2 separate regions of the Homo sapiens genome follow, and region 1 is linked to region 2. Evidence: chromatin contacts called from ENCODE Hi-C or POLR2A ChIA-PET data. All regions are on one chromosome and are shown on one strand. Each heading gives the region's core, a stretch centred on a gene start or an enhancer-like site at or near the end of the contact. The rest is flanking DNA. Distances are from core to core; before and after follow the strand shown. Region 1 has its middle 38 kb from the start of CDC25A. Region 2 has its middle 21 kb from the start of MAP4.

What was found. A loop is a pair of places that touch in the nucleus more often than their neighbours do. ChIA-PET counts read pairs that join two places held with the same protein, here RNA polymerase II (POLR2A). Pooled maps may share reads with other maps.
Region 1: a pooled map shows a loop between it and region 2 (3-fold over the local background). The contact joins two enhancer-like sites. A Hi-C loop is called at or near these places in 2 of 168 maps with a recorded cell type or tissue (HepG2 and endothelial cell of umbilical vein), 2 of 37 single-sample maps with no recorded cell type and 6 of 50 pooled maps. POLR2A ChIA-PET finds 5 or more read pairs at or near these places in 3 of 52 experiments (BJ, WTC11 and activated CD4-positive, alpha-beta T cell).

Annotation. Positions count from the first base shown.
Region 1 is chr3:48,147,395-48,153,974 of GRCh38, forward strand. No RefSeq gene overlaps it. Among named protein-coding and RNA genes, the nearest start is that of CDC25A, 38 kb to the right of the region's middle. RefSeq lists a silencer at 937-1,126. Within about 2 kb of position 4,182, at least 21 of the 41 ENCODE cell types and tissues checked have a DNase peak (open chromatin) inside an H3K27ac peak, as active enhancers do; they include endothelial cell of umbilical vein, where a contact is called at or near this core.
Region 2 is chr3:48,033,799-48,040,066 of GRCh38, forward strand. It overlaps a transcript of MAP4 not described here and the pseudogene RPS27P30. Among named protein-coding and RNA genes, the nearest start is that of MAP4, 21 kb to the left of the region's middle. Within about 2 kb of position 4,998, at least 11 of the 41 ENCODE cell types and tissues checked have a DNase peak (open chromatin) inside an H3K27ac peak, as active enhancers do; they include endothelial cell of umbilical vein, where a contact is called at or near this core.

The DNA of each region.
Region 1 (6,580 bases), core at 2,932-5,431, 110 kb after region 2:
GGCAACATAGTGAGACTCCATCTCTAAAAAAAAAAAAAAATAATAGACCGGGCACTGTGGCTCACGCTTGTAATCCCAGCACTTTGAGAGGCCGAGGCGGGCGGATCACGAGGTCAGGAGATTGAGATCACGATGAAACCCCATCTCTACTAAAAATACAAAAAATTAGCCAGGCGTGGTGGCGGGTGCCTGTAGTCCCAGCTACTTGGAGAGGCTGAGGCAGGAGAATGGCGTGAACCCGGGAGGCTGAGCTTGCAGCGAGCCAAGATCACGCCACTGCACTCCAGCCTGGGCGACAGAGTCAGACTCTGTCTCAAAAAAAAATAATAATAATAATAAACATAAATATAGATGCACACATCCATATCCATATACATTATGTATATTTATACATGCATAGAAAAGGTCTAGAAGGTACACCCCTAACTTAATAGGGGCTATCTTTTCAGAGGACATGGGATTAGGAAGGGTGAGAGTACAGCGAGGCTTGCAGTATTTCCATGTTGCCGTAGTCTTCCACTGTTGCTGCTGAGCAGCAGCTACGTGTTGTCTCTGTGTTGGTCCTCTGGCTTTCTATTCAGCATGCACTTTGGTATCCTGTGTCTTTGGTATTCTGTCCTCGTTACATACCCAAATGTGGATTTCTTATTTACTCTGCTTGGGATTCATGGGATTTCTTGATTTTGGGGATTTAAGGTGTTCATCAGGTATTCTTTCTTTAAAAAGTTCCTTTCTTGCCAGGTGCGGTGGCTCACGCCTGTAATCCCAGTACTTTGGGAGGCTGAGGCAGGCAGATCATGCAGTCAAGAGATTGAGACCATCCTAGCCAACATAGTGAAACCCCGTCTTTACTAAAAATACAAAAATTAGCTGGGCATGGTGGCGCATGCCTGTAATCCCAGCTACTCGGAAGGCTGAGGCAGGAGAATAGCTTGAATCCGGGAGGAAGAGGTTGAGCTGAGATAGTGCCACTGCACTCCATGGAGCTGGGTGACGGAGTGAGACTCCATCTAAAAAAAAAAAAGAAAGAAAGAAAAAAATGCCTTTCTTGGCCGGGCATGGTAGCTCACACCTGTAATCCCAGCACTTTGGGAGGCTGAGGAAGGCGGATCACCCGAAGTCAGGAGTTCAAGACCAGCCTGGCCAACAAGGTAAAACCCTGTCTCTACTAAAAATACAAAAATTAGCCGGGTTTGGTGGCACGTGCCTGTAATCCCAGCTACTTGGGAGGCTGAGGCAGGAGAATGGCTTGAACCCTGGAGGTGGAGGTTGTAGTGAGCCAAGACCGTGCCACTGCACTCCAGCCTGGGCAATAGAGTGAGACTCCGTCTCAGAAAAACAAAAACAAAAACAAAAATTGCCTTTCTCCTATTCTTTCTTTTCTTTCCTTCTGGGACTCAAATTTGATATAGTTAGATTTTCTCAGGATGTTCTGTCTCTTTCCACCTATTTCATGGTTTCCTAAGTGTCATAAGTATGTATCTCATTCCATTCCAAATAATCTTCTAACACCACATTTCTCCAGCATATTAGCTCTCTCTCCAGTTGGATTTAATAATTCTTTTTTTTTTTTTTTTTTTTTTTGAGATGGAGTTTCACTCCTGTTGCCCAGGCTGGAGTGCAGTGGTGTGATCTTGGCTCACCACAACCTCTGCCTCCCAGGTTCAAGCAATTCTCCTGCCTCAGCCTCCTGAGTAGCTGGGATTACAGGCACGTGCCACCAAACCCGGCTAATTTTTGTATTTTTAGTAGAGACAGGGATTCTCCATGTTGGTCAGGTTGGTCTCAAACTCCCGACCTCAGGTGATCCGCCCGTCTCGGCCTCCCAAAGTGCTAGGATTACAGGTGTGAGCCACCGTGCCTGGCCCAGTTGGATCTAATTCTAAACTGTAGTTTATCCCATCGAGTTTTACATTCCTTTTTTCCATACGGAATCTCACTCTGTCGCCCAAGCTGGAGTGCAGTGGCGCGATCTCAGCTCACTGCAACCTCTGCTTCCCAGGTTCAAGTGATTCTCCTGCCTCAGCCTTCCAAGTAGCTGGGATTACAGGCCCCTGCCACCACGCCTGGCTAGTTTTTGTATTTTTAGTAGAGAAAGGGTTTCGTTGTGTTGGCCAGGCTTTTTTTGTTTTGTTTTGTTTTTTGAGACAAAGTGTTGCTCTTGTCGCCCAGGCTGGAGTGCAATGGCGCAATCTCAGCTCACTGCAACCTGCCCCTCCCAGGTTCAAGCAATTCTCCTACCTCAGCCTCCCGAGTAGCTGGGATTACAGGCGCCTGCCATCACGCCTGGCTAAATTTTTGTATTTTTAGTGGAGACAGGGTTTTGCCATGTTGGCGAGGCTGGTCTCGAACTCCTGACCTCAGGCGATCCGCCCACCTCGGCCTCCTAAAGTGCTAGGATTACAGGCATGAGCCACCACGTCCGGTCTATTTTTATTTTTATTTTTGAGATGGAGTCTTGCTCTGTTGCCTAGGCTGGAGTGCCGTGGTGCGAACTCCGCTCACTGCAACCTCCGCCTCCTGGGTCAAGTGATTCTCCTTCTCAGCCTCCCAAGTAGCTGGGATTATAGGCACCTGCCAGCATGCCCTGCTAAATTTTTGTATTTTTAGTGGTGACAGGGTTTCGCTATGTTGGCCAGGCTGGTGTCGAACTCCTGACCTCAGGTCTCCCAAGTGCTGGGATTATAGGCATGAGCCACCGCACCCGGCCTATTTATTTATTTTTATTTTTATTTTTATTTTCGAGACTGGGTCTCACTCTGTCACCCAGGTTGTAGTACAGTGGCACAATCTCGGCTCTCTGCCACCTCCACCTCCCAGACTCAAGCAATCCTCTCACCTCAGCCTCTGGAGTAACTGGGACTACAGGCACACACCACCACACCTGGCTAATTTTTTGTATTTTTTTGTAGAGACAGGTTTTCGCCATGTTGCCTAGGCTGGTCTTGAACTCCTGAGCTCAAGCGATCCATTCACCTAGGCCTCCCAAAGTGCCGGGATTACAGGTGTGAGCCACTGCACCCAGCCGGACAATTATATTATTTATGTTTACAAGAATGAATCAGAGGGCAGATGCATTGGCTCATTCCTATAATCTCGGCACTTTGGGAGGCTGAGGTGGGAGGATCACTTGAGGCCAGGAGATTGAGACCTGTCTGGGCAACATAGGGAGATCTTTGTCTCTACAAAAAAAATTTTAAAAAAACATTAGCTGGGTGTGATGGTGTGCATCTATAGTCCCAGCTACTCAGAGCGAAACCCTATTCCCCATCCCCAACCCTCCTAAAAAGAATAAGTCTGTGGAAGGCTGGGAGCAGTGGCTCATGCCTGTAATCCCAGCACTTTGGGAGGCTGAGGCAGGCGGATCACCTGAGGTCAGGAGTTTGAGACCAGCCTGGACAACATGGTGAAACCCCTGTCTCTACGAAAAATACAAAAATTAGCCAGGAGTGGTGGCAGGTGCCTATAATCCCAGCTACTCAGGAGGCTGAGGCAGGAGCATCGCTTGAACCTGGGAGGCGGAGGTTGTGGTGAGCCGAGATCCTGCTACTGCACTCCAGCCTGGGCAACAAGAGTGAGACTCTGTCTCCAAAAAAGAAAAAAGAGTTCTGTGGAAAAAGAAAGGCATTCCCTGCAGGTGTCAGCAAAGGTAAGGAGGTCCCAAAGAACAGGAATAGTGAGGAGTCCTTGGGGGAGGATGGGGAGGTTGCCCAAGCTCATCCTTTATACTTGAGACCTCTGGTCCAGAGAAGTGAAGTGTTCTGCTCAGTGTCACACCACTGGTCAGGGGCAGACCGGAATCAGAAAGTAGGCCTTATTTCTTCATCAGAGTCTAGGAAGCCGCCAGGGGAAAGAGGCTGTGCTTTAGAAGGTTAAGGCCTATGATCCACCCTGCGTCACCCAAAGTAAACTAGGAAGGAAGTGTAAATAAACCCCACAAAGATCGGACATTTTTCCATGATGACCACATTGATGCATTTATTAAAAATACAAAATGCTAATAATCCAAACCAGCCCTCTTCCCTTTTTTCCCCTTTGGGAGCCCTTGCACTGTGGTGCATGAAACACATGCTTGAACTAGGCCATTGGGAACTGCGGCTTGGACAAGGAACAGCCACAGCTTTTCCTGTACTCAGAGCAGGCAAAGTGCCATTAAATGCAGCTGGAAGCCAGGGCAGGGGAAGGGGTGGGAAGCTCCTGGAGAGCCCCCAGCTCCTCCCAGTTACTGACTGGCTCTGGAGGAGAGGAGCTAGAAGGCCGAGATACCTGAGGAGACAAACCTGGGGCACCACTGCCACCTGATGTCTTCCTATGGCCATTGCAGTGGTCACAGCCCCAAGCCCCGTGGCAGCCTGGCAGCAGAGTGAAACAAGAGGGCAAAGAAAGCCTATCGGTGGAAGTTTTTATTTACCCTTGACGGTGGGTACTCCCAGACAGTGGGTATGTCTGAAATACTTCATATTGAAGAAAGACATCCATATTGAAAAACTAAACAGAAAACATAAATGGAAAATGAATCAACATATACAAAGTAGCCACAGTATGGAGGTGCGGATTTGACTTTGCCTGCGGAAGAGCTGTCCTGCTCTGGCCAGCACTGGAAGGGACTCTGCCTCCTCTGTTCTGGGAGCGTGCAAGCAGGAACTCTGGACTGGGCTTTGCACAACTTCCAGGAGTCATTGCTTAGAAATCAGAATGACCAAGATCTTAAGGTCTTAGAATCATCTAGGTAATCCACCCCCATCCCAGCTGCCAGGTCACAGTCACACAGAGGCTGAGCACGCCCAATGCCATGCCCAATGCCACCCAGTCTTCCCCTGCTGCTGTTTCTGCCTCGCCTCCCTGTCCTTCCCCTACCCTACCCTAGCGTGGGCAGGCTTTGTGTCCCAAGGTCACCAGTGACATATGTCCCACCACAGGCAGCCGAGCTTAACCCTATCACTGAGACCTCCTTGTGGCTGCTCCCTACCCCTCCCTGCCTGGCTTCCTGGCATCCTGCCTCTAACCTCTCTCTCTGCTTCCCTGTCTTCTACATTGGTAGAACTGCCACTTGGATACGTGTGACAACTTGCTGTCACCAGCCTGGATATTTCTCTGGAGCACTCCTCACATTCAACACTTGACCACTCAGGCATCGGGACAGTCACTGCCCAGATCCCCCCGTCCACATAGGAGCTCAGCATGACAGCCCCTCTTTTTTATTTAATTTACTTATTTCAATTTTTATTTTTATAGAGAAGACGTCTTTCTATGTTGCCCAGGCTGGTCTCAAACTCGTGGCCTCAAGTGATCCACCCACGCTGGCCTCCCAAAGTGCTGGGATTACAGGCATGAGCCACTGCACCCGGCCCAGCCCCCTTTTAAAATGTTTTCTTTTGAAATAATTTAAAGCTTACAGAAAAGTTGCAAGAATAGTACAAAGAATTCCCTTATGCCCTTTGCCAAGAGTCATACATTTTAACGTTTTCAAATTTTGCTGCATTTGCTTTCTTCCCTTTGACTCTGTCTACTTCTCTCTCTTACACACACACACACACACACACTTAACCTGTAATATTTCAGTGTATTATTTCCTTAGAACAAGGATGTTCTCATACATAACTGCAGTATAATTATCAAATTCAGGAAACTTAACACTGAGTTACTAATTTTACCTGGTGGGTCACAGTAGCTCATGCCTGTAATCCCAGCACTTTGGGAGGCCGAGGTGGGTGGATCACGAGGTCAGGAGTTCGAGACCAGCCTGACCAAGATGGTGAAACCCCCATCTCTACTAAAAATTTAAAAATTAGCTGGGTGTGGTGGCGGGTACCTGTAGTCCCAGCTACTCAGGGGGCTGAGGGAGGAGAATGGCTTGAGCACAGGAGGCGGAGGTTGCAGTGAGCCAAGATCGTGCCACTGCAGTCCAGCCTGGCCAACAGAGCGAGTCTGTGTCTCAAAATAATAATAATAATAATAATTTTACCTAATTAAAGTTCATATTTCAATGTAGTCAAATGTTCCAAAAATGTCCTTTATAGTACTCTTTTTCGGTTTGGTCCAGGATCCCATCCAAGATCACACATTTCATTTAGTTGTCATGTCTCTTGAGTCTCCTTTAATCTGGAACGGTTCCTGGGCCTCTCTTTGGTCATGTATGACACTGATATTTATAAAATATGCAGGCCAGTAATTTTATAAATTTCAACTTAGGCTTTTTCAATATTTCCTTTCCTTGTGTATTTCTTTTTTTTTGAGACAGAGTTTCACTCTTGTTGCCCAGGCTGGAGTGCAACGGCGCATTCTCAGTTCACTGCAACCTCCGCCTCCCAGGTTCAAGCAATTCTCCTGCCTCAGCCTCCCAAGTAGCTGGGATTACAGGTATGCACCACCACACCCAGCTAATTTTTTGTATTTAGTAGAGACGGGGTTTCACAATGTTGGTCAGGCTAGTCTTGAACTCCTGACCTCAGGTGATCCACTTGCCTCGGCCTCCCAAAGTGTTGGGATTACAGGCATGAGCCACCGTGCCTGGCCATGTATTTCTTGATTTCTTGCTCTGAGTACCAGTGGTCCAGCCACTCCCTCAGGTCAGGAGCCA
Region 2 (6,268 bases), core at 3,748-6,247:
CACTATGTTGGCCAGGCTGGTTTCGAACTCCTGATCCTAGGTGATCTGCCCGCCTCAACCTCCCAAAGTGCTGGGATTACAGGTGTAAGCCACCGTGTCCAGCCAAGAATTTTTAATTAAAGATGCACTAATCCAAATGTAGATGAGCTACTCAATTTTCAGTTAATTAATCACATCTGAAGATAATGATGGCCTATGCCCTCATATCAAGTGTATCCTGAGCCCTTTTATCATTCTAATCTCTTTCTACACGTGGCCAACCAGAGTGCATACATATTGTGCCAAGTACCTTTCACCTTTTTCTACATATCAGTAGTATTCTATTTCACAGAAAACTCACACTCCTGCCCTAAACATAACCACAGAGTTAGGCTTATTGTGTGGTTAGCCTATCTGGCATGCCTTTGTCTCACAAATGCTTAGAGGACATTTCACACTACTTAGAAAGGAATGATCTCATCCCACTGACCCAACAGCTAATTTTATCAAAAAGCTTTTTGTTAAAAGCTGTGATAACCCAGGAAACCAGATCTATTTTTACTTTTATGGCAAGGAAAAGGAACAGAGAAAACCATAAGGAAAAAACAGCTCACACATTGACCATTTAAAAAAATCACTTAGGGGCCCAGCACAGTGGCTCATACCTGTAATCCCAGCACTTTGGGAGCCCAAGACAGGTGAATTACTTGAGGTCAGGAGTTCGAGACCAGCCTGGCCAACATAGTGAAACCCCGTCTCTACTAAAAATACAAAAAAAGAGCTAAGCATTGTGGCACACACCTGTAATCCCAGCTACTTGGGAGTATGAGGCATGAGAATCGCTTGAACCTGGAGGGGGAGGTTGCAGTGAGCTGAGATCATGCCACCACACTCCACCCTGGGCGACAGAGAGAGACTCTGTATCCAAAAAATAAAAAATTTTTTTTCACTTAGGCCAGGTGCAGTGGCTCACACCTGTAATCCCAGCACTTTGTGAGGCTGAGGTGGGAGGATTGCTTGAGTCCAGGAGTTCAAGACCAGCCTAGGCAACATACTGAGACCTTGTCTCTACAAAATATACAAAAATTAGCCAGGCATGGTGGCACATGCCTGTAATCCCAGCTCCTTGGGAGGCTGAGGTGAAAGATTTGCTTGAGACCAGGAGGTTGAGTCTACAGTGAGCTGTGACTGCACCACTGCACTCCAGCCTGGGAGACAGAGAGTGAGACACTGTCAAAAAAAATAACTTATTCTACAGTTTTCCCCCTTTCTTTGGTGTCTGACTACAAGTGAACAAAAAGAAAAACTTTCAGAATTGTTTAATGCAAGAAAAAAATCATTATTTTAACAATTAAAAAGCAAACTTCATATTACAGTCCAAACACTAAACCTACCTTGGGTCTGATTTGTATGAAAAAAAAAAAAAAAAAAGGATTTCTCTCCAATAAGACCCCAAGAAATATACAAGTCTTCAGTGGGAGATGCAATATAATAAAATGACAAAATATTAAAATTGAAGAAGAAAAAGGAAAAAAAAAAAAGAAACTCCAACCCATATAAAAAAATAAGAACTAGACCAGATGCAGTGGCTGACACCTGCAATCCCAGCACTTTGGGAGGCCGATGAGGGAGGACTGCTTCAGCACAGGTGTTCCAGATCAGCCTGGGAAACATAGGGAGATCCCGTCTCAACAAAAAATTTAAAAATTAGCCAGGCATGGTGGTATGTGCCTGTGGTCCCAGCTACTCAGGAGGCTGAGGTGGGAGGATTGCTGGAACCCAGGAGGTTGAGGCTGCAGTGAGTCGTGATGGCACCACTGCACTCACTCAACAGAGTGAGATCCTGTCTCAATAGACTAAAAATAAAAATAAGAAGAGCCAGCTGGGCATTGTGGCTCACACTTGTAATCCCAGCACTTTGGGAGGCCAAGGCAGGAGGAGCACATGAGGTCAGGAGTTCGAGATCAGCCTGGCCAACATGATGAAACCCCGCCTCTACTAAAATTACAAAAATTAGCCAGGTGTGGTGGCACACACCTGTAATCCCAGCTACTCGGGAGGCTGAGGCATGAGAATTGCTTGAACCTGGGTGGTGGAGGTTGCAGTGAGCCGAGATCCCACCACTGCATTCCAGCCTGGGCGACAGAGCGAGACTCCATCCCCCCCTCTCAAAAAAAAACAGCAGTTATTGCAGACTTATATTCCAGAGACCATTCTAATCACTTTACATAAATTACTTTGCTTAATATGTTGAACAACTCTAGGACATAGATAACCCCATTTAAAATGAGGACACCAGGGCACTTAGAGGTTAAATAACTTGCCTAAGATTGCTCAGCTAGTAAAGTGGCACAACTCTTAATTTACTACCAAATATTGTCTCTCACAGCAATCTTTATAGCAAGCTCTATGCAAAGCAAAATGATCATTCAACAGACTGAAAAGTCAAAGGCTATGATAATAGCCTTTAACAATTGAACACTAGTTTAATTGTTTATAACGCTACCTCCCACCTTTTCCACCCACAGCCACCCAATCCCATCCAGGCTGGGTAACCAGTTAGCTCCCTTCACCAACACCACTACCGACCTGACCCTCAAATGTAACACGTGAAACTGCCACACATTAAGCATTCATCTCCTATTAACTTTATGCCTCCTGTTTTTTAATTCTTAAAAACAGTTGTTATTCATCATTTATCATATTTCTGTGTACTCAAAGTACATGAATGTGCCTTCTGTCTTCGTAGGTCCAAGGGGGCGCCTTCTTGATATCGTCATGTATAGAGCTATGGCCAAATGCTGTGACATAGGGTATGCCCCTCCAGACTCTTGACGAGGCTGTTCTTTCTATGTAAACAGTACCAGTCTCTGAGCTAAAACACTTAAGAAACACAAAATAGATCAAGAGCACTGTTTAGAGTGAATCTCCCTAAGTTTATATGTATCAATCAGTATGCATATGAAAACCAAATGAGTGAAGGCGGCTGATGTAAACAAAAGAGCCTGCAACAGGCAAACATAAGCAATGAAAGCTAATATAGTATCTTCTGGTGTGTAGACCAGCTGTCTGACTTTCTAATGGTGAATGTTAGCCTACAGTAAGATAAAACAAAAGATGACTATAAGGCTGAGAGATAAAGACTAAAATGAGGTTACTGGCTTACAGCCTGAAAAGTATTCTGAAGCCAAAAATCAGATACAGAATTTGGACCCCTATGAAATGCATAAGGCTCTCCCCAAATCTCAACTACACCTCCCTACCCTGTCATTGATTCTTAGTGGGTCAGAATACATTCAGTAAGAATACTAGCATCAACATGAAATAAAATCTAAAAAGGAAATAAACTCTAGTAAATAAAGTTCTGAGGAAAGTAAAAAAGGGTCCCTCCAAGAATAGGAAAAGCTGTCACAAGAGGTACAGAACCTCCCTTTAGCTCTTCATGTGCTGGATTGATCCTATATACTCAAAAGCTGCATCAGAATGAGTAACATATGAATAAGAGTGGATAAGAATACTAAATCAAAAATGATTTATATCAATTATTGTCCATCTTCAATACTAAAATAATTCTTTCACGCTTAATAATTAAAATGCTATTCTTCTTCTCCACCTTTTCACTTTATTTATTTATGAGACAGGGTCTCATTCTGTTACTCAGGCTGGCGTGCAGTGACACAATCTTGGCTTACTGCAGCCTCGATCTCCTGAGGCTCAGGTGATCCTCCCACCTCAGCCTCCCAAGTAGCTGGAACTCCAAGCACATGCCACCATGCCTGGCTAATTTTTGTATTTTTTGTAGAGACAGGGCTTCTCCATGTTGCCCAGGCTGGTCTCAAACTCCTGGGCCCAAGCGATCCTGTCACCTTGGCCTCCCAAAGTGCTAGGATTACAGGTGTGAACCACAGCACCCAGCTTCAATATTTTCAGTACCTACCCCTCAACCTACCTCCATCCCTATGAAAGTCGCCATGACTTCAGGAGCACTCTATATGATATGTACTTCTAGTACACAGTTAATGTATGACATGTGCTTCTACTATACCACTTTATTATTTATGTGCCTATTACCCTCTATAAACTGTGAGCTCAAGAGTGAGGATTTTCGGCCAGGCACAGTGGCTCACGCCTGTAATCCCAGCACTTTGGGAGGCCAAGGTGGGTGGATCACCTGAGGTCAGGAGTTTGAAACCAGCCTGGCCAACATGGCAAAATGCCATCTCTACTAAATATACAAAAATTAGCCAAGCATTGGTGGCAGGCGTCTATAATCCCAGCTACTCAGGAGGCTGAGGCAAGAGAATCGCTTCAACCCAGCAGGTGGAGTTTGCAGTGAGCCGAGATCACGCCATTGCATTCCAGCCTGGGCATCAGAGCAAGACTCCATCTCCAAAAAAAGAAAAAAAAAAAAAAAAAAGAGTGAGGATTTTCGGAATATTTGGATGCTCACCCAGCACCTATCCCAGTTCCAGGAGCATGGCAGATGCAAAAGAACGTATGAAAGAGTGAAGGAAAGAAAAATATGTGTTTTTCTAATTCTCAAGTCTTCATTTTTTTCTTTTTATCACCATCCATGGCAAAAAAAAATTTATATTATGATCCATATTCACATACACATATATAAATGAAACAGAAGTTTTATAAATCAATACTCATCCATACTATGTACAATGCACTGAAACTTTTTTTTTTTTTTTTTTTGAGATGGAGTCCCACTCTGTTGCCCAGGCTGGAGTGCAGTGGCACGATCTTGGCTCACTGCAAGCTCTGCCTTCCAGGTTCATGCCATTCTCCCGCCTCAGCCTCCCAAGCAGCGGGGACTACAGGCGCCTGCCACCACGCCCAGCTAATTTTTTGTATTTTTAGCAGGGACGGGGTTTCACCGTGTTAGCCAGGATGGTCTTGAGCTCCTGACCTCGTGATCCGCCCGCCTCGGCCTCCCAGAGTGCTGGGATTACAGGCGTGAGCCACTGTGCCCGGCCTACTGAAATCTTCTATTCCATTATCTTCTAGTGTTGTTTTGCTTTTAAGAGTTGGCTGTAGGCCAAGGGCGATGGCTCATGCCTGTAATCCCAGCATTTTGGGAGGCTGAGGTAGGCAGATCACACGAGCCCAGGAGTTCAAGATCAGCCTGGGCAACATGGTGAGATCCAGTCTCTACAAAAAATACAAAAATTAGCCAGGCATGGTGATGCACGCCTATAGTCCCACCTATTTGGGAGGGCTAAGATAGGAGAATTACCTAAGCCTGGGGAGGTAAAGGCTGCAGTGAGCCGAGATCATACCACTGCACTCCAGCCTGGGAGACAGAGGGAAACTCTGTCTCAAAAAAAACAAACAAACAAAAACAGCAACAGAAAAAATAGTTGGCAGTGAGTCATAATTTGAAAAATTTCAGTCCTGGTAAAAACCAATCTCTTAACAGAAAGAGGTACTATTAAAACTGGTTTTCAGTTTTCCAGTGCTGACGATCCCCTCACGAGAACAGGCCTCTCACAAAGAATCTCCCTCCCTCTCCAGAAAAAAAGAGCAAGCACAAGAAGTGCCTGGTGCAGAGCCCCAATTCTTACTTCCTGAACGTGAAATGCCCAGGATGCTATAAAATCACCATGGTCGTCAGTCATGCACAATAGTAGTTGTGTGTCTGGCTGCTCTGCTGTCCTCTGCCAGCCTACAGGAAGGCTCTCCTTCAGATAGAGACAGCACTGAAAGAACCCTGAATCAAGATGAGTGGGAAACTATATCAATAAACACATATGGATGCCAAAAATAAATAAAAGTAGTTTTCAAACTTTAACGTGGACATCCCATGGAAAGGTGGTTTAAAAGAGATTATGAAGTTCTATTCCCAGAATTTGATTTAGTAAATCTGGGTAGGAGTCCAGAAATCTGTATTTTAAAGCAGTCCAAATGGTTCTGATGCAGATGATAAAACAATCCTTATCAGAAACATGCTTACATAATTTAAGATTTAATCTCAAAAGTCATAGCTTGAACTCTTCTTGCACTAAGTTAAAGGTTAAACAAAGTATCTGCAAGAGGATTCTGTCCTGCTAACAGACTGGTTTTTAATCTGAACATTGTTTGGCTCAACAGTCCTTTCATAGACTTCCTCTAAAGCAACTTGGTAAGCCACTAAAATCTAACTGTTCCTCTTAACTACAGCCCTTTGCACCAAGAAAACAGAAGAATGATATAAATGAAAGGCATTTCTGTTGCCCAGTCATTGGCTCTATAACTGAAAGGGCTTTTGAAAACCAGTCACATTGACTATACAAGTGACATATGC